Regions from separate parts of the Mus musculus genome. Here region 2 is linked to region 1. A link is a loop called in an ENCODE intact Hi-C map of the cell type or tissue named here. Cell type or tissue: left cerebral cortex. All regions are shown on one strand. Each heading gives the region's core, and the rest is flanking DNA. Links, peaks and the distances in the headings are about the cores only. Region 1 overlaps Ash1l (ASH1 like histone lysine methyltransferase). Region 2 holds the start of Gm24608 (a small nucleolar RNA gene).

Region 1 (11,950 bases), core at 1,590-9,589:
ACTAGAAGGTTACAAGATTTTTTTTTTGTTTTGTTTTTTTGTTTTTCGAGACAGGGTTTCTCTGTGTAGCCCTGGCTGTCCTGGATCTCACTTTGTAGACCAGGCTGGCCTCAAACTCAGAAATCTGCCTGCCTCTGCCTCCCGAGTGCTGGGACTAAAGGCGTGCACCACCAATGCCCAACTAGGTTACAAGATTTAGATTTGTATAAACATTCCATAAATCTCTGCTCTTCTTGCCAGATGTTTGTAGATAATATAGGAAAATGGTGTTTGGCCTTTTACAAGTCTCACTCTGTAGCCCAGGCAGGCTTTCAAGTCTGAACCTTCTCTGTTACCCTCCTGACTGCTGAGATGACCCAGTTCTGCAACTGTCTGCCCTATTCACTGTTGAGCCCACCTACGATACCTCTTGGCAGCAGTTAGGAGTGTAGACATGGAATAAAGTCTTAGGGATTGGTAAGGATCACTGTCCTCGTTTCCTTCAGGAACTTCGTGCTAAAGCACCATGTGTTCTTGGTGCGAAACTGGGAAAAGATCCATCAGAAGCAGGAGGAGGTGAAGCACACCCGTGACATCCACTCAGCATCGCTGTACACCCGCTGGAACGGCCTCTGTCGGGACGACGGGAACATTAAGTCTGGTAAAGCAGGGGGAAGCTTGATATTTGTTGTTGTTTTGTCTTAGGAGACAGGGTTTCACTGTGTAGCCTTGGCTGGCCTGGGAACTCTGTAGACCAGGCTGGCCTGGGACTCACAGATACCTACCTACTTCTGCTTCACAAGTGCTGGGATTAAAATCTTCACCACCATTGCCTGACTGGAAAGACTGCATGATGATATCCTGTTGTAGCTCCCCTGGTTTTTTTTTAATGTGTGTGCAAGTGTCAGGGCACGTGTGCCACTCACATGTGAAGACTAAGACTCCTTTTATTTGTGTGGACCAGATCAAATGATGCCAAATGCATTATGGGGAGGAAAAAAAAAACACCATAACTATAAATTCAAATACTTTTCTCCCATATTCAAATGAGTACTGTATATATAGAAGCATCTAGATTACTTTTTAAGTGACTGTTAGAATAAACAGCTTTCATTGTTTGCGATAGTATCCAGAACAGATGAGATAATGATCTGTCTGTCTCTCTCTGTCTATCTGTCCCTCTCTCTGTGTCTGTCTGTCTGTCTGTCTTTGTGTGCCTTTGAGGCTGGGTCTTACTGTGTAACTCTGGTACTCACTGTATAGACCAGGCTGTTGTTGTTTTGTTTTGTCTTACTTTGTTTTGTTTTTTGAGACAGGAATTCTCTGTTTAGCCCTGGCTATTCTAGGAATTCAGGGTGTAGACTGGTCTAGCCTTGAACTCAACAACAATCCACTTGCCTCTGTCTCAGAAGTGCTCAGATTAAAGTTGTAACTAAACCTGGATCATGAAATGGTCCAAATGAGGTGTTTAGTACAGGCTGTGGTAATGCCTGCCTGTGATGATAGCGCTCAGAGGGGAAACAGGAAGACCTAGAGCTCAAGGCCAGTTCCATGCCCCAGAGTGTCCACACAGATCCTGTCTTATTCCAATAAAGAGAGGAATAAGAAAGATAAAATGAGTAAAGGTATGAAGGAAGGAAATAGTCACAATTTAGAATAAAATTTGAATCTTCTATTCCTTATCTTCCCAGAAGATACTGAAATGTATCCATGAAGGCTGGAGAGACAGTGGTAAAAGCACTGGCTGTTCCTCCAGAGGACCGAAGGTCCATTCCCATCATTGCTATAGCAGCTTACAGCCTTCTGGAACTACAGTCCCAGGGGGTCCAGTACCCTCTTCCTGCCCTTCATGGGCACAGCATGTAGGCATAGATACGCATACACAAATAAACAGAATTAGATATATATGAGTATTTAAAAAAATAAGTAAAATAAGAAGGAAAGAGAGAAAGCCGGGCGTGGTGGCGCACGCCTTTAATCCCAGCACTCGGGAGGCAGAGGCAGGTGGATCTCTGAGTTCTAGGCCAGCCTGTTCTACAGAGTGAGTTCCAGGACAGCCAGGGCTATACAGAGAAACCCTGTCTCGAAAAACCCCAAAAAAAAAAAAAAAGGAGGAAAGAGAGAAGCTAGACATAATGGCACTCTCTAAAGTCACCATTGGCTTTACAGTGCATTGGAGGCTAGCCTGAGGTAGCTAATGAAATACTACACTGTTTAAAAAAGAAAAAAAAAAAAGAGCCAGGCAAATCAAATGACTTAATGAAACTTATCTGAGCACTGAGAGAATAAGACAGGCAGTTTGAAACTACCCTGAGCCGCAGACTGAGCCTTTGTCTCACATGAATAAACTACTCATCCTCCCCAACCCTCATCCTCTTCTTTTTTTTTTTTTAAGATTTATATATTTTATGTATGTGAGTACACTGCAGCTGAAGGCATCAGATCCCATTACAGATGGTTGTGAGCCACCATGTAGTTGCTGGGAATTGAACTCGGGACCTCTGGAAGAGCAGTCAGTGCTCCTGACTGCTGAACCATCTCTCCAGCCCCATAAAGTATTTTGGTTCTTGTTTTGGACTTAATGAAAGGGGTGTTTTTATATATATATATACATACACACACACACACACACACATATATATATCAAGCTATTGTTGAACTTGCTGTATAGCTCAGGATGGCCTAAAACACTCATTCCTCCTTCCAGGCCTCCATAATGCTGGAATATAGGTATGCTAACTTGCTTGCCTTTTGGTAAAATGTTGTTGTTATTTAGAGAAGAGGGACGTGACACTTGGAGATTTGGCACAGGGTGAATGTGGAGGCTGGAGGACAGCTTACAGGAGGCTGTTCTCTTTCGATCGCATGGGTCCTGTGGTTCCAACTCAGGGCATTAGTCTCTGCACCAAGCATATTTGCCTATTTAGCAGTCTCTCCAGCCCAGAGAAAATTGGATTTTCCCAGAATTTTAAATCCTTTCAGCAATTTGGTAGTTAGAATCTCTTTGAAGTTACAAACCAAACAGATAAGATCTAATATACACATACGGTGTTGCCATATTCTTGACTTCTTACTCAAAGAATTAAAGGCTCACGTGGATTTTCAAAAGTAGCAGCTTACTCAAAGCAAATGATAAAATAGGTGAGATTACTATCAAGCGTGCCATCAGGCTTCTCAAGTAGAACGTGCTCAGGTGCTCAGTCAGCTGTGGACCTCCTTCTTAGATATCATGAGATACAAGAGTTTGGCTGTGAGCATCAGAGTTTGAGGACATATTTTAGCAGACAGATCAAAGTATATAACCATTTTTTTATCATATGCCCCTTCCTGTAATACATCTTATTTTAATCCTGCACGCCTTCCATTGTGCATAGGCATAATATGGTAAATAGGGATTTCCCCCCAAAAATTCACTTTAAGAATACATTTTGTATTAACTGTGCGTGCATTCAAAACTAGTTTAGGCCAGCTCAGCCTGCTTACTCATAAATGGAGTACAATTTTTAAAAATTTAAGTTAGATGTTTTTTAATGGAAAGACAAACTTATTCCATTGTTCAAAGAGTGGGTGTTTATGCCAGTAGGGGTCCTACCTTACAAGGTGCTAGCTGAGTTATTCAGAGAGGGGTGTGCAAGAGTTAATATGAGCAGTTAAGTGTCTCAAGCTAGCTGGGCAGTGGTGTCGCATGCCTTTAATCCCAGCATTTGGGAGGCAGAGGCAGGTGGATTTCTGAGTTCAAGGCCAGCCTGGTCTACAGAGTGAGTTCCAGGACAGCCAGGAAAACAAAAACAAAAAAACAAGTGTCTCAGGCTACTGCTTTTTAGAAGACGGTGTGTGTGTATGCAACAAAAGGAGTTCCAAATTACTAACCAATTCCCTGTGATTGCTTGCTTCTACACTAAATAGGTGAATGTAAAAAGCATTATTTCAGCCTCATGTGATGGCACATTCTTATAATCCCAGTATTCAGAAAACTGAAGCAGAACACAGCCAAAGTTATATAGTGCTAGGCCTGTCCTTAAATGAATTAACACACTCTCTCTCCTCTCTCTCTCTCTCTCTCTCTCTTTCTCTCTCTCTCTCTCTCTCTCTCTCTCTCTCTCTCTCTCTCTCTCTCCAACCATCATCCTGCTCACATTCATTTTGATAATATATTTAGCAGCAGTGCAAGACCATAAGCAAGAGTGCTGTCTTACTCATGAACTCATCTACAAATGTTTACATTTAAGTGTATAAATCTAAAGGAAGACATTACATACCGTGAAGCTGGAGTTAGAGGTGGTTGTGACCCACCTGATATGGGAAACTCAAGTCCTCACCAAGAGCAGTACACACTCTTAACTGCTGAGTGACTGTTAAAGAAAAAACAGTGTATTTGCAAGGAGGGCTGAGGTGGGTCAGGCTCACTTTGAACTGCACATATACAGCTACTGCACTGTGTAGCATTTACAGAAACACAGTGTTTTCTGGATTTTCTCTAGGGGGAGAGAAGCAACTATCTGCCCACTAATTCTACTTAATATCCTCAAGGAAAAAGGAAAAAAAAAAAAAACCGCAGGAGTCAACTGGAAAAGAAAAGGATATATCAAAATCTTCATTTCCTAGAATTGCTTTTCACCTTCTCCTTACAGATGTCTTCATGACCCAGTTCTCTGCCCTGCAGACAGCTAGATCTGTTCGAACAAGACGCTTGGCAGCTGCAGAGGAAAACCTGGAAGTGGCTCGGGCAGCGCGCCTAGCACAGATCTTCAAAGAGATCTGTGATGGCATCATCTCCTACAGAGGTACGCATGTCACTCTTCCCCAAGAGCAAGAACCCACGAACAAGCAGCATCGTGGGAGGATAAAGTTAGGAGATGGACTCAACATTTGTCTCTAAATTAATTTTAGGTTATTGTTTGTTTTATGTGTGGGGAGGGTTTGCCTGCGACAGAAGAGAGAAAAGGACATCAGATCCCCTGAAACTGGATTTATAGATGCTTGTGAGCTGCCCTGTGTGTGCTGGTCTTGGAAGACCAGCTAGTTCTCCCAACTGTTGAGTCTCTTCATCCCCTCTTCTATTTCTCTAAAACAATTGTGTGTTGGGAGGGAGGGTGTTTGTCTATGTGGATGCAGTGCTCATGGAGGTCAGAAGAGGGCACCAGATCACCTGGAGCCAGAGTGAACAGGCTAACATGGGTAGTAGGAATTGAACTCAGTCTTCTCTTTTGTTTTTTGTTTTTGTTTTTGTTCTTCGAGACAGGGTTTCTCTGTGTAGCCCTGGCTGTCCTGGAACCCACTCTGCAGACCAGGCTGGCCTCAAACTCAGAAATCCGCCTTCTTCTGCCTCCTGAGTGCTGGGATTAAAGGTGTACACCACCTCATCCGGCCGAACTCAATCTTCTCTTAATTCAGTCAAGTTATCTTAACTGCTCAACTTCCTGCCCCTCATTCTACCTGTCGACAGAGATAAAGAATTATAGAGCAAATAACCTCTAGTCTTGAACATATCAATTTGAGTTTATCATTTATAATTAAGTAATATATTTTTAAGTAACTTTTTAGCTAAAGGATAGTAATTTCCATGGATGAGATAATACTACAGTTTTAAAATTACAAGTGTAGTAGCATATGCCTTTCCCAGCACTAGGAGAGTTGTTATGAGCATGAGCCACATAAAGAAAGGTACAGGCCAGTTGGAACTACATAGTGAGACCCTGTCTCCAAAACAAAACAGAGCAGCCAGCACTCCTAACCGTAAGCCCATGAGCCACCTCTCAGATACCTGCTGCCTCTGCCTCCTGAGTGCTAGGGTTAATATGCTGCCACTCCCGGCACATTAATCTTGTTAATTGTGTACAAGACATGGCACGTGTATCTTCATGGACCATGAAGGGATGAAGAGATGACTTGGTAAAGTCTGTTTCTTCTGCTTTTTTGTGAGTTCTAAGAATAGATTGCCAGGCGTACCTGAGAAAATTAAAACAGGGCATTAGATCTCCTGGAAGTCGAGTTAATGATGATTGTGAACCGCCATATGGGTGCTGGAAATCCAACCACAGTCCTCTGTAAGAGCAACAAATGCTGCTCTTAACAGCTAAGTCATCATTCCAGCCACCATTGTAGCTATATGTGTCTGCATGTTGGTATATATACCTGAGTACAGGTGCCTGTGGACTCAAGTAATATCAAGTCTCCTAAAACTACTTTCTGGAGGATGTGAGCCATCATACGCAGACACATAGCTCAGTGATTGTGAGCACTGGCTGCTCTTCCAGAGACTCGGGTTCGGTTCCCAACACCCACATGGCTCCTCACAACCCTTGGTAAAACCAGTTCAAGAAAGAAGAGCTGTAGAAAAGGCTGAGCAGTTAAGCGCACTGGCTGTTCTTCCAGAGAATCCACTTCCAGTGCCCAGTGCCCACATGCAGTTCCAGGGGATCTGACAGGCTCACACAGACACGACAGTGCACAGCGGGTGGAAAAACACAGGGCTCTAAGAAATGCACAAATATGTATTCAGGCTAAACATCCATAGATAGATAGATAGATAGATAGATAGATAGATAGATAGATAGAGATAATTAAATGATAATAAATTTTAATTTTTTAGAAAAAAATCATGTAAAATAAAATTAAAAAACCTTTCCTTTTTATTTTAAGATTTTTTTTTTTATTTTATATGCATTAGTGTTTTGCCCACATGTATGTCTGTGTGAGGATGTCAGATCCCCTGGAACTGGAGCTGCAGACAGTTAAAGCTACCATGTGGGTGCTGGGGATTGAACCCAGATGGTCTGGAACCCCCTGTGCTCTTAGCTGTTGAACCATCTCTCTAGCCCCTACCTTTCCTTTTACAAGACATGTCTTTTGAGCACAGTCATGAATGAACAAGCAACTATAAATTAGGGCTAAATATTTTAGTGGTATAAGTAACTTTCTGATCAGAAAATTAGGTGTGTTTAAAAATGAAAGATTTTTGGGTTTACATAATAGCTCAGTGGATAATGGTGCTTGCCACCAAGCCTGACAACTAGAGTTTGCCTCTTCCTGACCATGCATGCACCACTGCATTCATAGGTTGGCACACATACATGCATACGAAATAAATGTTTTGTTTTTACTAAATAATAAGGACCCTGGGTTTGATTTCCCAACATTCACAAAGCAGTTTACAACTGTCTGTAACTTCATTTCCAGGGACTCTGATGTCCTCCTTTAACTTTCAGAAACATCAAGCACACATGTGGTACACAGATACACATGGAGGCAAAACACCTAGACACATAAAAGGAAATAAAATTTTAAAAAGAGACATAAACTATGAAACTGGGTGAAACATTTTGTTATGTTTGTAGCTTTTTCAAATTAATTTTTATTTATGTGGGGGGTGGGGGTTGTCTACACTACATGCTTGCCTGGTGCTCCTGTAGGCTGGAAGAGGGTGTGTAATGTCCTGGAACTGGAGGCCTGGTTGTCTGCAGGAGCTGCCAGTGCTCATAACTACTGAGCCATCTTTCCAGCCCCATAATTGTAGCTTCTTAGGATTGACTTTGGTTTATCTGTCTTACTTATTGCCCACGTTTTGAGAATTTGCTTTGGTTAGTTAGATTTTGTCTACTCTTCATCTTTTATATTTTGTTGGCTTTTTGTAGTTTTCTTTTTCTTTTTTAAAATTGTTTTATTTATTTACATTCCTTCCTTAACCCCAAGAATATAATAAGGAGGGAGCCAAGCTGGAGGCAAGCCTCACTGGCAAGACCCTGAGCAGTCCTTACAACATCAAAAAATAAAATGGACGGAGAGATGGCAAATCTTTAAAAAAAAATGTTACTTTAGGTGTAAGTTTTGTCACCCCTTTGATCCCCACACTTAGGAGACAGAGCAGGTGGACAAAGTTCAAGAGTTCCAGGAAAAGCAGGCTTCACAGAGAAGCCCTGTCTCAGAAACAACTAACAATGGGGGGGTGGGGTTGCCCATTGTGGTTCTTTAGTCCCAGCATTTAGGAGGCAGAGGCCAGTGGACCTTTGTGGGTTTGAGGTCAGCCTGCTGTCAAAGCATTCCCCAGGCCAGCCAAGGCTGCATAGTGACAGGGTCTCAGTGTGTCTCTGGAAGGTGGAGCTTCCCTTTCTCCCACGCCCAGTTGGTCTGACTCACATGGAGGGAGCTACTCTCAGGTCACTGCTTTCCGTCACTGCACAGGACACCATCAGAAATGAGATCGCAAATGAGAAAAGTCCCTCACTGAATGCTATGTGTATCAACATAACTGAATGAAAAAAATTAAATTCTAGAAAATATTTACTAAATTACTTCTTATTTGGAATTCAGTCAAATCCACACCAACAGAAATATCAATTACAAACAATTATGAGAGGCTGTGGATGTGGAAATCTTTTTGTTGTAAAAAGATTTATCATCCCAGTGCACGTAGGTGGTGCACTTTCATGCCCATCAAAACAAATAAATATTTAAAATAAAGAAATGCTGGAGAGATGGCTCATTGGTTAAGAGCACTCACTGTCTGTTCTTCAGAGGAACCAGGTTCAATTCCCACCACCCACATAGCACTGTCTGTAATTCCAGTTGCATGGGATCTGCAACCTCACACAGATAAATATGAAAGCAAAACACCAGTACATACAAATTAAAGAAGATTTGTCACCCTATAACAGGATTAGTACAAGAATGAGAAACTCAAATTTCTCTTTGCTTGCATAGTCCTTTAAAGCTAGCAGGCATATGAGCAGAAGCAAGAATGTTCCCTAAATACCCTAGCTATTTCAATAGTTACAGCTCACATTCTTCATGAGAAACTATTTTTATTTACTATCACTGTGTTATATTTTAAATATGCACTATATCCGTCATAATCCTCAATTTTTAAATTATTGTTTGTTATTGGGGGTTAGGTTTTTGACTGTCAAGCCTCAGAATAGTTACTTTTCCCCACTCCAAGTTTCAGTGTGGAGTTTTCTAGTTTTTTTAGTTCAAAGACCTTTAGGATCTAGAACAATGGCTTAGTATTATTAAGAGTACTGTGTGTTCCTATAGAGAATACAGGTTGAATCCCCAGCCTGTATGATGGCTCACAGCTGCCAGTGATTGGCATTCAGTTATCTGGTCCTCTCTGGTCTCTAGAGGCACCATGCACACGTGTGGTACACAAACGTACATACAGCTAAAACACCCATACACATAAAATGTTATTTTTCAAGTACACTGTGCTGCTGGGGAGGTGACTGAATGGTGCAGAACACTGGCTGTCTTTGACAAGACTCAGGTTCAATTCCCAGCACCCACATGGCATTGCATCACACATGTGGAGCACCGCATATATGTGCGGACATGAAGCTAGGCAAACACTCATTTACATAAAAATAATTAGTATCTCCACAAAGAAAAGAGAGGGTGTTCATAGGCTGGAGCCGCCCACTGCATGTACAGGCTCTCAGTTCTATCCCCAGCACCCCTTTAAAAAAGGATTTTTTTTTTCTTCTTTGAAACAGTGTAAGCCAGCCAAACTGTCAACATCGTCAGCCTCTGGAGTTCTGGGATTACAGGCAGGGACCATCACGGTTAGCCAAGAAAAATAAAAGTTTAATAAAAGAATGCAAGCAAGCTGTGCTGGTAGACAGTAAGTCCAGGTACCCTTTTCACCATGTGCTGTAGAGCAGCTAAACTACAGAGCACACCCTCCATCTCAAGTGATAGCAAGAGAGAGAGAGAGGGAGAGAGACAGACAGACAGACATTGAGACTGAGGTTCCCCCTTGTCTTTTAAACACGTGTACTAAACCTTGTGTTCTTCTGCAGATTCTTCCCAGCAAACCCTTGCAGCTCCACTTTTGAATCTTCCCCCAAAGAAAAAGTACGTGTACTTTTCTGACAGCCTTGTAGAGCTCAGAAAAGAAGCCAGTGCACCAACTAACGGCTTGCTCTGTGTTCCAGAAATGCTGACTATTATGAGAAGATCTCTGACCCCCTGGATCTCAGCACCATAGAGAAGCAGATCCTCATTGGGTATTACAAAACAGTGGAGGCTTTCGATGCTGACATGCTTAAGGTCTTTCGGAATGCTGAGGTATTTACTCACTTAATATACAAATGTAAGAAATCTGCTCGGATGAGATTTATTTTATCTACTCTTGGGAAAGGCAGTAATTTTCTTTTCATTACTACATTTGTTTATTTGGTTTAATTGTGTACGTTGTGTAGTGTTGAGTTTAGCTACACCACTTTGTGCTCCCAGCGGGTCACACTCCCAGCCACCTGCCAGAGCCCTCTGGATTCGAGAATGAAACACACACACGCACACACACACACAACCACACATCAATTAAATTTGACTTACTGTGACTACCTCAAATGCTGGGCACTCTTAAACCTTCGGCCAGCAAATGCAAATGCTCCCCTCCGGTATTTCTGAGACTCCTGAACCTTCCCCTGCTACCTTAGGCCCAGTCACAGAAGTGGCCAGTGACTACTTACCAGAATTCTCACATGGCTGGTTGGCTCCTGCAGCTCCTCCTTCTCCCCCAGTCATAGCAATTGACCTTCCTCACTTCTAGTTCCTAGGCCACACAAATCCAAAGGTCCTGCCTCAGTCTACCTGCCCAACCATTGGCCATTGGCTCTTTATTGATTGATGATAAACCAATTGGAGACAAGGACCTTTGGTGTTTAGACACACAGATTCCCGATTTTGGGGGCTGGATTAATTCAAAGCTAAATTAGAGCACATCCGTAGCAATGTTGTATGTATATATATATATATACATGTCATAACATGCATGTGAAGGCCTAAGTTCTGTCCTCCTGGCTTATGGGTCCCTAGGGTCAAAGTCAGGTTGTCAGAATTAGCAGCAAGTACCTTTACTTGGTGAGCCATCTCATCAGCCTGACAGTAATTTTATTTTTTCTATCAGTGTATATAATCAAAAATATTCTGGGGGGAAAAAAAGTCAGGCATGGTGGTACACGCCTTTAATCTCAGCACTTGGGAGGCAGAGACAGGCGAATTTCTGAGTTTGAGGCCAGCCTGGTCTACAGAGTGAGTTCCAGGACAGCCAGAGCTACACAGAGAAACCCTATCTCAAAAAACCAAAAATAAATAAATAAATAAATAAATAAATAAATAAAATTATTCTGACCAAGTATAGTGGTATATATCTTTAATTTCAGCACTTGGGAGACAGATGTAGATAGGATGAGTTCAAAGGCAGCCTGGTCTACATAGAGTTCCTTCCATTGAACCCATCTTGGACGAGTGGCAGGTGGTTTCTCGGTTAGCAAGATAGCTCTTCAGGTAAAAGTTCTTACTATGCAATTCTAGCAACCTGAATTTATTCCCAGAGCTCACAGTGTAATAATGTTGGAAGAGGGGATTTTACTCTGCTAGGTCATTATCTGACCTCTGTATGCATGCCATGGCATGTATATGCCCACATGGCAATAATAATTTTTTAATCAAAAATTCGTTCAGTCAGTAAAAGTACTCAGTATTGTACAAGCATGATGACGTAAGTTATCTCAAAACATGTATGAAATTACCAGGTAAGGCCGGATGTAGAGTCACACATCTTTAATCTCAGTCCATGCACCAGCACAAAACATTCTGCAGTGGATGATTGAGTCATTTCTCAGAAACAGTATAATCTTTGTAAACCCCTAATTTTGCCCTGAACTTTTATATTATGTAAATATTTTACCAATGTATTGTGTGTCTGGCATTGCTTTGTTCATGAAAATAAGTATATATGAAGCCAAGCTTAGTGAGTCATTCCTGAAATCACTTAAGCCTGAAGCAAGAAGGTAAGGTCAAGTTTTAGCCCATACCAGACTGTATAAGAAGACCCTGCCTCCAAAAACAAGCCTAGAGTATTACTGTGTAGTAACCAGGAAAGGAAATGCTCTGGTGTAAAGAGAGGCTGAAAGACAGAATAAGAAAGGGTCTTAAAGAGGTAAGAGATTACTGAGTGGCGATCTTGAAT
Region 2 (11,950 bases), core at 2,745-10,744, 950 kb after region 1:
CTAAATCCCATAAAATTGTGGGTTTTTATTTACATAAAAATGTAACCATGCTACAAGCTTTTAAAGATAATTCAATCCTTATCCCTTAGCAACTGCACCAACCACCTCCCCCAGATTCACCTAAAAGTCACTTTAAAAAATTACATGGAATTGTTTCCAGTCCTCTACTAGAGTCAGATATGGGTATATACCTATTACATCACTACTCAGGAGATAGTGGCAAAAGGATTGCCACAAATTTGATGCAAGCCTAGGCTTCATAGAGAACTAGTCTCAAAATTAATACAAAACAAAAACACAAGCCAGATGTGGAGGTGTACACCTTTAGTCCCAGAACTCTGGAGGCAGAGGCAGACAAATCTGTGGATTCCAGGTCACCCTGGTCTACATACTGAGTGCCAGGACAGGTCTACATAGAGACACCCTGTTTCCAAAAACAAAACCAAAATGAACCAAATTAAAATATATATATATAAATTCACAACAAGAACAACAAAACCCTACAAAAACAAAATGTTCTTTTTATCTCCATCTTCCAAAAGTAAAGCACGACATCAGGTATAGAGGCCAGAGGCTATGTGTCCATAAAATCTATATACTTCCTTCCGTGCCACCAGATGTGCAATAGCAACAAGACTAGCTATATAAATGAAGAAGCCTAAGGGTTCAAGTCTCACTCTAATGAGTAGTCAATCATGTCTACTTGTTTTTCTCCACATTGTAGGTCTTCTAGAGAATTAAAAAGGGGAAGTCATGTAACAAAATTAGTGATACAAACACATTTATGCCAAACATATTGTGCACAGTGTTAGAAACGTATCTATCTCTTCTCTTCAGAACTCTTTAACTCTCAGTGCCATGGATACTATCATTTTCCCTCAATGTCATTTCAAAGAAACCTGGGGTCCTTGCTTTTTTATTTCTCAAACTCAGATCAGCCAACACTAGTCTTTTGATCATTCCCACTGTGAATAGTGGATACAAGTCCTAGCATAAATCTTCACTGGTATTGTCTTAGACACCTAACTCAGCCAAACAATGGTAATTATATGTCAAGAGTTAGCATATCCTTACTGACCCACTTTTGAGTGGGACTTTCTCCATCTACTAATATACCACACAGACCACTAAGCAAGGGTCAAAGGTAACTTACCAGTGTTGTATCCATGAGACCCATATCCACTTGGCTGTTGGAAAGGGGTAGCCGAGGCATTCACACTGACATTCACACCATGCTGCTTGGAAGAGGTAGGAGCCACCTGAAGAGCAAGAAGGACAGAAAAGGAATGACCCAGCAACAGATAACATCTGTCTCACTTGTCCTACACCAAAGATTAGACATTTAGGTAGATACTTATCATAACATAGGCCAGTCAAAGACTGAACAGTGAAATGGGATCCTTCCTGATGGTTAAATGAGAAAATTCTCACCACCCCACATATGCTCATATATTTTAACATCTGGCCCCTCGTTCGTTGAGATTACGGAATCTCTAGGAGGTGGAGCCTTGCTGGAGGAAGTACATCACTGGGATAGGATTTGAGGGTTTGTGCCCTGCCCTGCATTCTTGATCTCTACTTCCTGCTCCTGGGACCTCACCATTATGGACTCTCTCCTTCAAACTGTAAGCCAAACATCAACTTTCTACTGTGAGTTGCTCTTAATCATGGTATTATAAATTAACAAAAAAGTAACTGATACACTAATGTTTAGAATTGACCCAAGAAATCAAAAGGTAGAGTGGTTTAGAGATAGAGACAATGGTTACAGGGAAAGGAGGGGCAGCAAAGACACACAGTATCATAGTCCTCTTTTGGATAATTCTACTATCAGGCAATTCTTGTTCTAATTAAAAATTTCATACCCTTTATTCCCAGGCCAGAAATGGGCCAAAGGTACAAGTTATCCTCATGTATTTCTAAGGAGTCATGTAGCTGTGAAAGCATCTAGGATGGTGCTCAGGACTGGATCCCTTACAAGGAGACCACAACCACTCAGTTACTCACAGGGAACACAGCAGGCCCATACTGGAAGGTGCTGGGGAGGCCCGGGACCCCTGTGTAGTATGGCAGGCTGGTGTAACTATAGCCAGGAGGCAGCGCCGGGTTCAGGAATGTCTGCTGCGTGGTGTGGTGAGTCTGCGTCTGGTTCTGTTGGGGTTGGGCCAAGGTTGTGGCTGGGGCTGGGGAGGAGGCATCCCCGCGGCCGAATTTGGTGAGGTCGCCTATGAAAAGAAGGGCAGCTGTACACTCTATAATGTGCAAAGAGGCTTCCAGAATGATACCTCCCAATGTTCATTTGCCATCTTGTTTTCTATCATCTCCAATGCACCCTTGTTTCTCCAAAGCTTGAAGGATAACAATAGTTGAGGGAAATTGAAAAGATAATGATTGGTCAGTCATGTAAAAACAAACAAAAATCAGCCAGGTAGAGGTGACTTTACACACCTTTAAACCCAGTATTCAGGAGACAGAGGCAATTGAATCTCTGAGTTCCAGGTCTACAACAGAGTCAGTTCTAGGATAGCCAGGGCTATACAGAGAAACCCTGTCTTGAAAAACCAAAAAAACAAAAGCCAAAACCAAAACAACCAATTATATTTCTAGCGAAAAGATGGACTAGCTAAAAACCAAAAACACCCATTAAAGTTGGGAGTATAGTTCAGTACTAGAGCTTATACTTAGCATTGTAAAAACCTGCATTCAATATCCAGAACCATAATGCCGAGAAATAAGTCAACAGAAAATGATAATATAAAAAGATGTCACAGGGGGCTGGTGAGATGGCTCAGCAGGTAAGAGCACCGACTGCTCTTCTGAAGGTCCTGAGTTCAAATCCCAGCAACCACATGGTGACTCACAACCATCCATAACGAGATCTGACTCCTCTTCTGGAGTGTCTGAAGACAGCTACAGTGTACTTACATATAATTAATAAATTATAAAAAAAAAAATATGTCACAGGGAGCTGAAGAGATGGCTCAGTGGTTAAGAGTACTGACTGCTCTTCCAGAGGTCCCGAGTTTAATTCCCAGCAACATCTCACAACCATCTGTAATGGGGATCTCATGCCCTCTTCTGGTTTGTCTGAAGACAGAGACAGTGTATTCATATACATAAAACAAAATTTTTAAAAGAAAAATGATGTCACAGGAACATATTCATAATAGAATTATGAAACTCCCAGCCTTGACTCATCATATCCATGACAACAAGGGGTAGGGAGGAAGAAAATTCACAAATCTGCCAAAAATCTTAATTATGGAACCTTCTTGCTTCTACCTCCAATTCTAATTCACCTCCCTGTATTCAGCTCTATCCCAATCCTACCAGAGTAAGGGTTGCTGGCCAGGCTACCATCCCTCCCAGTAAGTGGAGTGGTGGGTGTGGGAAACGGGATACTGTAGTAATCCTAGAACCAAAACAAAAGAGCATAGATTAAATTCCACTCATTCTTTATCGTAAAAACCACAAAGATGAATAGAAGCATGAGACTGTTGGGAGTATTGCAAATTATCCAGTTACTGATTTAAAAGCTTACAACTCATATGAACTTCAATTAATCTGGCATACACTGTTCCCCCCAGCCTGCCACGAGTAGAATAAGACAAGGTCTACGGATATGCTCATTGGGTACACATTAAGGTCTAGTAGGACCAACAAGGTTTAATATTATACAGATCTTCCCAGCTAATTTTTGAGAACACAGGTTCTTCTTTTTCCTGAAGTGCTTCAGAAGCTGAGAGTGGAGATTGACTCAGTAGGTAAGAGTGTTTACTACTTTGATCTCCAGCATCCATGTAAAGAGGTGGGTATGACCATGGGCATGTCTTGTACCAGTAGCAAGTAGGATATGTGGGTAGGTGGGCAAAGTGATAAAACAAGACACACTTAATAGTGTCCTCTGGCATCCGCAGTCATATGTACTGTGTGGGAGGCAGAGGCAGATGGATCTTTAGAGTTTGAGACCAGGATAGTCTACAAAGCAATTCTAGGCCAGCCAAGGTAGCTACACAGTATGGCTATGTAGACTGAGTGGTGGGATTAAAAGCATGTGCCACCACACCCAGCTCGTCTTACAACAACAAAAGCTGTGTATGGTGGTACTCCCCATAATCCCAGCATTTTAAGATTCTGAAGCAGGACAACTACCAAGGCCAGATACAGTCTAGTGAGATTCTGTATCAGTACAACATAATCTGGTCCTGTTGAGGAAGGCTTGTAAATCTAACTACTACCAAGTTTTAGGCTATCCTAAGATAAAAAGTGAGTTCAGCACCAGCCTGAGCAATTTAATGAAACCAAAAGCTCTGAAGTATAGCATTTGCCTAAAATGCAAGAGGCACTACACAAGTCTTAAGACTGACTGGGTATTGTGACCCATTCCTTTAATTCCAGTACTCAGGAGGCATAGGCAAGATCTCTATCAGTTTGAGGCCAGCATGGTCCACAAATTGAATTCAAGGACAGCAAGACAGAAACACACAGGAACCCCGTGTCTAAAACCAAACAACCAAATAAAAAAACCTTAAGACATTAAAAATATCCTAATCATCTGAATAAGCTGACTAGAGCTTCCATTAATTCAAATTACTCCTGTAATACTGTCAAATTTGCCTTACTAAGAGTAAAGGTTGAAAGCACAAAATTTTGGGGATTCAGGGGAACTTATCAGTAAATAAGATAAGAAGAGGTGAGACAGAAAAAAATTAGAAAAAAAAAAAAAAAAAAAACAGAGGTTGGGTATATATCTATGCTATAACACATTATCATTATAAATGTGTATAGTCCCAGATACTTAGGAAATTGAGGCAGGAGAATATGAGGTCCAGGAGGCTAGCCTGGAAAACGTGGTAAGATACCTCTCCAACTAATCAAAAGAAAGGTTAAGAATACAGCTCAGCAGTGAAGTATCTACCTAGCATGCATTAAGTTCTAGGTTCAACCATAAGGGTCTCTAACAATAATAACAAAACAGAGCAGGAAATTGATGTTGATAGGAAGCTTGTTAACAGTTTTATTATTAGTCCATTTGAGGTGTTATGTCACATGTGTTTTGTTAACCTGATTAAATTGCCTGTGTGTGTGTATATGTATGCATATATAATAAAGTATATGTGGGGGGCAGACTGAGAAACAGCTGTTTGTGACAATAATCGAACATCTGAGAATCCTTCCATCAGTTTTGTTTTTGTCCCCCTGAAAGAAAGGAGGTACTGTATAGCTCAAGCTGGTCTTTAACTCACTATATAACTGACACATGTTTTGAACTCTTGGTCTTCCTGTCTCCACTTCTCACACACTAGGATTACAGGCATGAGCCACTATACAACTGATTTCAACAATAACTTTAATGATTTTGCCTCGAGGTGGTGGGCATGCCATTAATCCCAGCAACTGAGGCATTAATCCGGAGGCAGAGGCAGAGGCAGGGGTATTTCTGTGAGTTTGAGGCCTGTCTGATCTATAGAGTGAGTTCAAAGACATCCAAGGTTACATACACAGTAAAACCCTGCCTTAATGCACCTACCCCAATCCCTCAATTTAATGGTTTTTTTCCAAATTTCTATCCCACATACTTACCAATGGAAATCTTGTCTGGAGCATCTGTAAATCATCATAACCATATACTTGTGGCTGCAAGACAGACATTTAACAACATTAATGGGAACTAGTCATGATGGCAGCAAAAGGCAAGATAAAGAACATATATCCTCATTGTCAGAACAAAGCAGATTATTTCCTTCTGTTTTCTTTAAGTGGAAAGTAAAGTACAAAGAAATTAAATGTTTCATGAAAGGTCTTAAAGCTTTCCTGAAGCTACATACTATATAAAGACAGGGGCTGGCATCAGGGCACCTGTAGGGGAGAATGGGTAGTACATGAACAGCAGGCTTTAATTTTTATTTAGCAGTCACCGTCTCTTGCAGTCTTTAAAACTTGGGTTGAAATGTGAAGGATTCATATTTTATCCTCATTTTCCCATATTTCTAGGTGCAAAGAGTTACTGTTAAAAAGTATTCAATGTGGGGGCTAGAGAGATGGATCAACAGTTATGAGCACTGGCTGTTCTTCTAGAGGAAGTAGGTTTGATTCGCAGCATCTACAAGGTGGTGTATACCCATCTGTAACTCCAGTTCGAGGGAACCCAATGTTCTTTTTCTACCTTCCAAGGGAATCAAGTACACACATGAGTACAAAGCACTCATAAACATGGAAATACATTTTTTTAGAAAAGTATGTAATGTGAGGTTAGAGAGATGGCTCAGTGATTGAGAGCACTTGTTCTTGAAAAGAATGTAGCTCAGTTGCTAGGGCCATAAGACAACTCATTGCCATGAGTAATTCTAGTTCTCAATTCAATGCTCCCTTCTGACCTCCATACCTGTCTACCCTCACATGGTGCACATTCATAACACAGGCAGAACATCCCTACATGTTAAAAAAAAAAAGAGAGAGATAAGTAGGAAGGGAAGTTGGGAAGTTCAAGAAGGAATGAGGAAAATGAGAATAGAGAGGTGGTTATGATCAAAATATTGTAGACATGTAAGAAATTGCCAATTAATAAAAGTTATTAAAATAAAAGAAAACAAAGGCAGGCCCCAGAGGCCTATGCCCTTAAGCCCAACTCTCAGGAGACAAGAAACAGATCTTTGAAAGTTCTAGGTCAAAGTTAAGAGTGCAATTTAGGCTGGGCATTGGTGACACTGTGTTTAATCCCAGCACTTGGGAGGCAGAGGCAGGCAGATTTCTGAGTTTGAGGCCAGTCTGGTCTACAGAGTGAGTTCCAGGACAGCCAGGGGTACACAGAGAAACCCTGTCTTGAGGGGGGAAAAATAGGTGCAATTTACATATTTCTTCTATTATCTAAACTTCTTCCATAGGGTAAAAATAAGTGACTTTTTAATTTTGTTTTGAGATAGCACTCACTGTGTAGTGCTAGCTGGCCTAGAATACAGTTGGGTGACCAGGTTGGCTTTGAACTCTAAAAATTGAATTGCCTCTGCCTCCAAAGTGCTGGGATTAAACACAATGTCACCTGGCCAAAGAAACTGAAAAAAGATTTTTAAAATTTATTTTTCTATCTTCAGATGTAGCTCTGGCTGTCCTGGAGTTTTCTATGTAGACCAGACTGGGCTCAAACTTCACAGAGGCATGACTGTTGCTGCCTCTGGCTTCTAAGTGCCAGGATTAAGGGCATTTGACAATACACCCAGCAAAAATGGGTGTTTTTTAATAGAATTTTTATAAATATTTTTCATTTTAGTGGATACTGAATACTTAAAGGTGGCAGTTAAGGTAATTCTAGAATCGAGTTCTTAAAAGGCCAAAAAAAAAAAAAAAAACCCACCAAAAAAACATAGGTCTAAAGAGGTAGAGAAGCAATAGCAATATAGAAAACCACCAAGAAACTACACACTGGCCTTTGATGCTCAAGGTCCAGATCATAATTCACAAAGAATAAATACTCAGCAAAGGGCCCTGACTAAGTTTATTCCTTGCTCTACAAAACGATTGCATTTTGAAGGGTGGAATCTGGACAGTTATCCCAAGAGCACTGGCTGCTTTTCCACAGAACCCAGATTTGATTCCCAGCACCCACATGTCTTATACAATTGTATGTAACTTGAGTTTTAGGGGATCCAATGCTGGCCTCCACAGGCACCAGGCACACTATGGTGTATGTAACATACATGTAAACAAAACCCCCAGATACATAAAAGCAAACAAATACACAAACCCTGCTATTTTTTGGCTAGTGATATAGCTTAGTAGGTAAGCAACTTGCCACCAAACAAAGCAAGCCAAACTGGAACCTGAATAAAGGTGAAATGGAAACTCCAGTTTCCTCTGATCTTAGCACATAATAGGTACACACACACACACAAATTTAAAAAACCATTTGCCCAAATGTGGGTACCATTCATTTATTCTGCTTTAATTATTGTTTTCCATCTGAATCCAGAACTACAGAGAAGAGTCACACCATCCTCACTTTGTGGAGAAGATCCTTCAGTCCCACTTACCGGATAGGCATGTAACAGCCCCGGAGCCATAATATATGGATTAGGCAACAATGGCGGGACTCCAGGAGGAAGGTTGGGAGGAGCTTTTCCTGAAAGAAAACATTTTTATGCTGTCATACAATTTACTATCTTCTCCATCCTAGAGGAATGTCACCCTCCTAGGCAAAGCTACCTGAAGTTGTAGCAACTGAGCTTCGAGTTGAGGCTGTGACAGTAGAGTTGCTGCCCAGGCTAAGGCCCAGACTACTGCCACTATTCAGACTGGAGGAGACACTGACCACTGGGGGAGGTGCAGAGACAGTGCTGGATGTGGTAGAGAAGGTGCTGGAGGAAGAATGTAGATTTGCCTCACTCTCCACACTTGTATGCTTCAAAGGGAAACAGTAGAAGATAAAGAAAACAACGATTAGCAACAGGTTAGAGAAGATAAGCAATGTATGACCTCATCAAATCTGAAATTTAAAAAAGCCAACCCAGGGTATCAGGATTTCTAGCTACATGTTCCTCGCAATTGCCCATTGGCCATCATCATCGTTTTTTTGTTCAGAGAACAGCAAAGTGGCTGGGGACAAATTCCATAGGGACCAATGACATCGATTAGTGAGGGGGAAAAGCACAGAACTAAAAAGTGTATCACAGCCTTCTTTTCTACACCTTGCTTCACTAGTTCAACTTACAAAACTAAAATATAAGCTGGAAGAAAGTACCAGCTTTGACTTTAAAACTAAAATTTCATAGTTTAGGAAAGCTTTTCCTAGGCTTCTATAAACTTAACACCTTTCCCTAAGTAACCCTGGCAACCATAAAGTAATTCATCTGGACACCATTTTCATAAAGACGCCCTGCTTCATACCATTTTAAAGACTTATATTTAAGCATTTCCCAGGCTAAGAACAGACATACTTATACCAGTTAAAGACACAATTTTTTGTAGGAATTAATCCAGGGCCTTATGTCTGTTAGTGATGAACTCCATGACTGAGCTATAATATCTTCTTTTTTTTTTGTTTGTTTTTTTTTGTTTGTTTGTTTTGAGATAGGATTTCTCTGTGCAGTCCTGGCACTCACTCTGTAGACCAGGCTACAAGAGATCTGCCTGCTTCTGCATCCAAAATATTGGGACCTCCATTAAAAAACAAAAACAAAAAGTGTATGCTGTTCTGCATTTAACAGAGAACATGAAGTCCTTGCCTATTTTCTGTGAAAAGGAAAAACACTTTTAATTATGCTCCATTAAGTACAACTTCTGGACTCTTTTGACTTTCCAATATCCCTTTACTCTTTTTCCTACAAACTCAGTTGAGTCAAAGAAAATTTCAAGAACATCCTACTGGGTGAGCTAGGTATGCCAAATACATACCTGTAATCCCAACACTAGAGAGGCAGAGGCAAGGGGAATTTAAAGTTAGTCCACATAGAGTTTGAGAGCTACATAGCAAGGTCCTGACTCAAGAAAGAGGAAAAGCCGACCAACCAACCAACCAAAACAAACAAACAAAAAATTATATTATATGGGAGAATCTTATGGTTAGAAAATTAAAACCACTTCCTCTCAAGCGTCATACATACCAAAAGAGTGGATGTTGAAGTACGCCCAGAAGATGTTGATGAAGAAAGGGTATTCTGCTGTGTAGATAATGCACTATGAAGGAGAAAAGGTTGCCATCAGCCACTATCACAATGTTACGGTTTTATCTGACCTGGAACTCCAATGAGCAATTACCACAAAACAAAACAAAAACCAAAGCAGAAAAGAGGAACAAGATTTCTGAGATCATGCCGACATATATAATGGCTAGTTTTTAGGGTTGTGAACAATCAAAGCAAGAGCAGATTCTAAAAGCAAATTAAGTCTCCTTTGTCATTGTCACTTCTCACAAAAGCAGGGCTAATGTAGTCTCTAACAGGTAGAGTAATGAAGACCAGACCAGATGGGCTCTGTTACCGAAACACACAAACCCAACTAAATTCTCACCCCAAATTACCTGCTATGTTGTGTGGTGGTGGTATTTGGAATCTCCTCCGTATGGCTCAAGCCACTTAAGGAGGATGAATGCTGATTGGCTGTCGTCAGTAAGGAAGCTGCAGGTACTGTTTCATTGAGAGAGGGTATACTAGAAGTGGAAGGTGATTCAGATTTCACTGCAGAGCCTGTAGCACCTGGAAATAGGAAAACATTTCCCTTCATCAGAAAACAAGGAGTATCTATGAGTAAAGAAAAACTACAATCCTCAACTACTTGAAAAGAAAAAAGAAAAGTGGGAATTAGTCATTATGTTAAGCATAACTCTTTTTGGACTGCAGAGACAACTCAAGGTAGACTGCTTATATCAGGCCCTGGGTTCCATTCCTAACACCACACAAACCACTTGATGACTTGAGTCTGATACCAAAATCCAAGTGGAGAATGACAATAGACTCCTGAAAGTTTTCTCTGACATCCATGAGTGCTGTGGCACACACATGCTTGTACACACAATACCAAAAAAAAAAAAAAAAAAAAAAAAAAAAAAGGATAAACCTAAATTTTAACAATCTAACTGAAATAGAGAACTTATGTATGGTAGTTCATGCCCATAATCTAGCTCATGGGAAGCTTACACAGAAAAATCACTACGATTTTCAGAGGAGCTATGGCTACAGCATGAACATGTGTTTCAAAAAACAAAATATGGCTGGAGAGATTGCTTAGCGCAATTAAGAGCAAAGGCTTTCTACCAGAGGATCTGGGTTTGATTCCCAGCACCTGCATGGGATGTGTGTATCTCCAGTTCCCAGAAGACCTGGCACGTTCATATAGATATAAATTCAGGAAAAACACCAACACACTTAAAAATATGTTTAAAAAAAAAAAAAAGATATGGGCCTAGACAGATGGCTCAGCAGTTAAGAGCACTCAATTCTTCCAGAGGACCCAGATTTCCAACAATCCACATGGTATCTGCAACCAGTTTCAGGGTATCTGACCCTGGGCACATACTTGGTACATAGACACTCACACAGGCCAATGCCCATACACATAAAACAAAGCAAAACAAAAAGACCTCAGAAGATAGAGAAGTTAAAAGCTGACTACTGTGTACACACACACACAGCTGAGCACAGTGGCACATGTCTTTAATTTCAACACTTGGGAGGCAGAAGTGGGCAAATCTCTTGTGAATTTGAGGCCAGCTTGGTCTACACAACAGGGTCCTTCCTACCTTCCAAAAAAACGAACAACTCTACATCAATGTTGAGGAAAGCCACTAAAACCAAGAAGAAAAAGCCTGGAAAATGCTTACCTTCAACAGATTGCGTGGTCTGTAACTGCGTGGCCTGCACAGAGCTAAAACCATTCTGGAGAGGAGAAAAAAAAAAAAGCAAGAACAGACAAGCTTGTAAGAGAGATGTTATCAGTCACTTAATTTAATTTTGGTCAAATATATTTTAGGGAACCTGGAAAGATGGCTCAACAGTTAAAAGCATGGATTACACACAAAGAGCACCTGAGTTCAATTCCTATCGCATATATTAGACAGCTCACAACCACCTGTAACTCCACTCCAGGGATTCTGATGTCTCTGGCTTCTTAGGGTACCAGCACTCATATGCACACAGCCACTACCCCCACCAAATAGTTTAAAATAAAACAATTCTTAGGACCCATCCTGCTAGACAGGTACTTCAGACCATCTTAGGTATATGTTATCCCTTTTACCAGAGTAACGTAGATTTACTAATATATATGCACCCCGAAGGTTAGCAATCTGATCTTCTATGAGGAAAGGACAGGTATTTGAGACAGTTTTTGCCATAACCAACAAATCTTTATTGCAAAGAGAAATGTTCTGAATCTTGAGGGTCCTCCACATTTGCTGAAAATAATGTTTAGTTTACCAATCACAGAAATGTGCTTTTGTCAGCATCTCAGTTGGCACCTC

The links. Peaks named below come from ENCODE experiments on the same cell type or tissue, not always from the same donor. Only the 100,000 strongest peaks of a DNase experiment are listed, where the experiment ranks them.
Region 2: it touches region 1 in a loop (4-fold over the local background); 4 of 42 quality-filtered maps call a loop at or near these places.

Annotation. Positions count from the first base shown.
Region 1 is chr3:89,053,878-89,065,827 of GRCm38, forward strand. Ash1l (ASH1 like histone lysine methyltransferase) reads left to right here. Exons shown (of 27, transcript NM_138679.5): 15 at 486-640; 16 at 4,611-4,763; 17 at 9,774-9,828; 18 at 9,909-10,041. Among named protein-coding and RNA genes, the nearest start is that of Gm24403, 11 kb to the left of the region's middle. In left cerebral cortex, for the core only: a CTCF peak has its summit at 5,100 (motif pointing right); DNase peaks (open chromatin) are centred at 4,694 and 5,123; H3K27ac peaks cover 316 bases.
Region 2 is chr3:90,007,103-90,019,052 of GRCm38, forward strand. Ubap2l (ubiquitin-associated protein 2-like) reads right to left here. Exons shown (of 28, transcript NM_001165984.1): 17 at 11,312-11,366; 18 at 10,013-10,187; 19 at 9,597-9,669; 20 at 8,200-8,395; 21 at 8,028-8,116; 22 at 5,584-5,637; 23 at 3,331-3,412; 24 at 2,008-2,225; 25 at 1,154-1,259. It overlaps Gm24608 (a small nucleolar RNA gene), which reads right to left and starts at 3,628; the gene lies at 3,493-3,628. Mir7669 (microRNA 7669) reads right to left here and starts at 4,108; the gene lies at 4,051-4,108. In left cerebral cortex, for the core only: a CTCF peak has its summit at 5,846; a DNase peak (open chromatin) is centred at 3,206.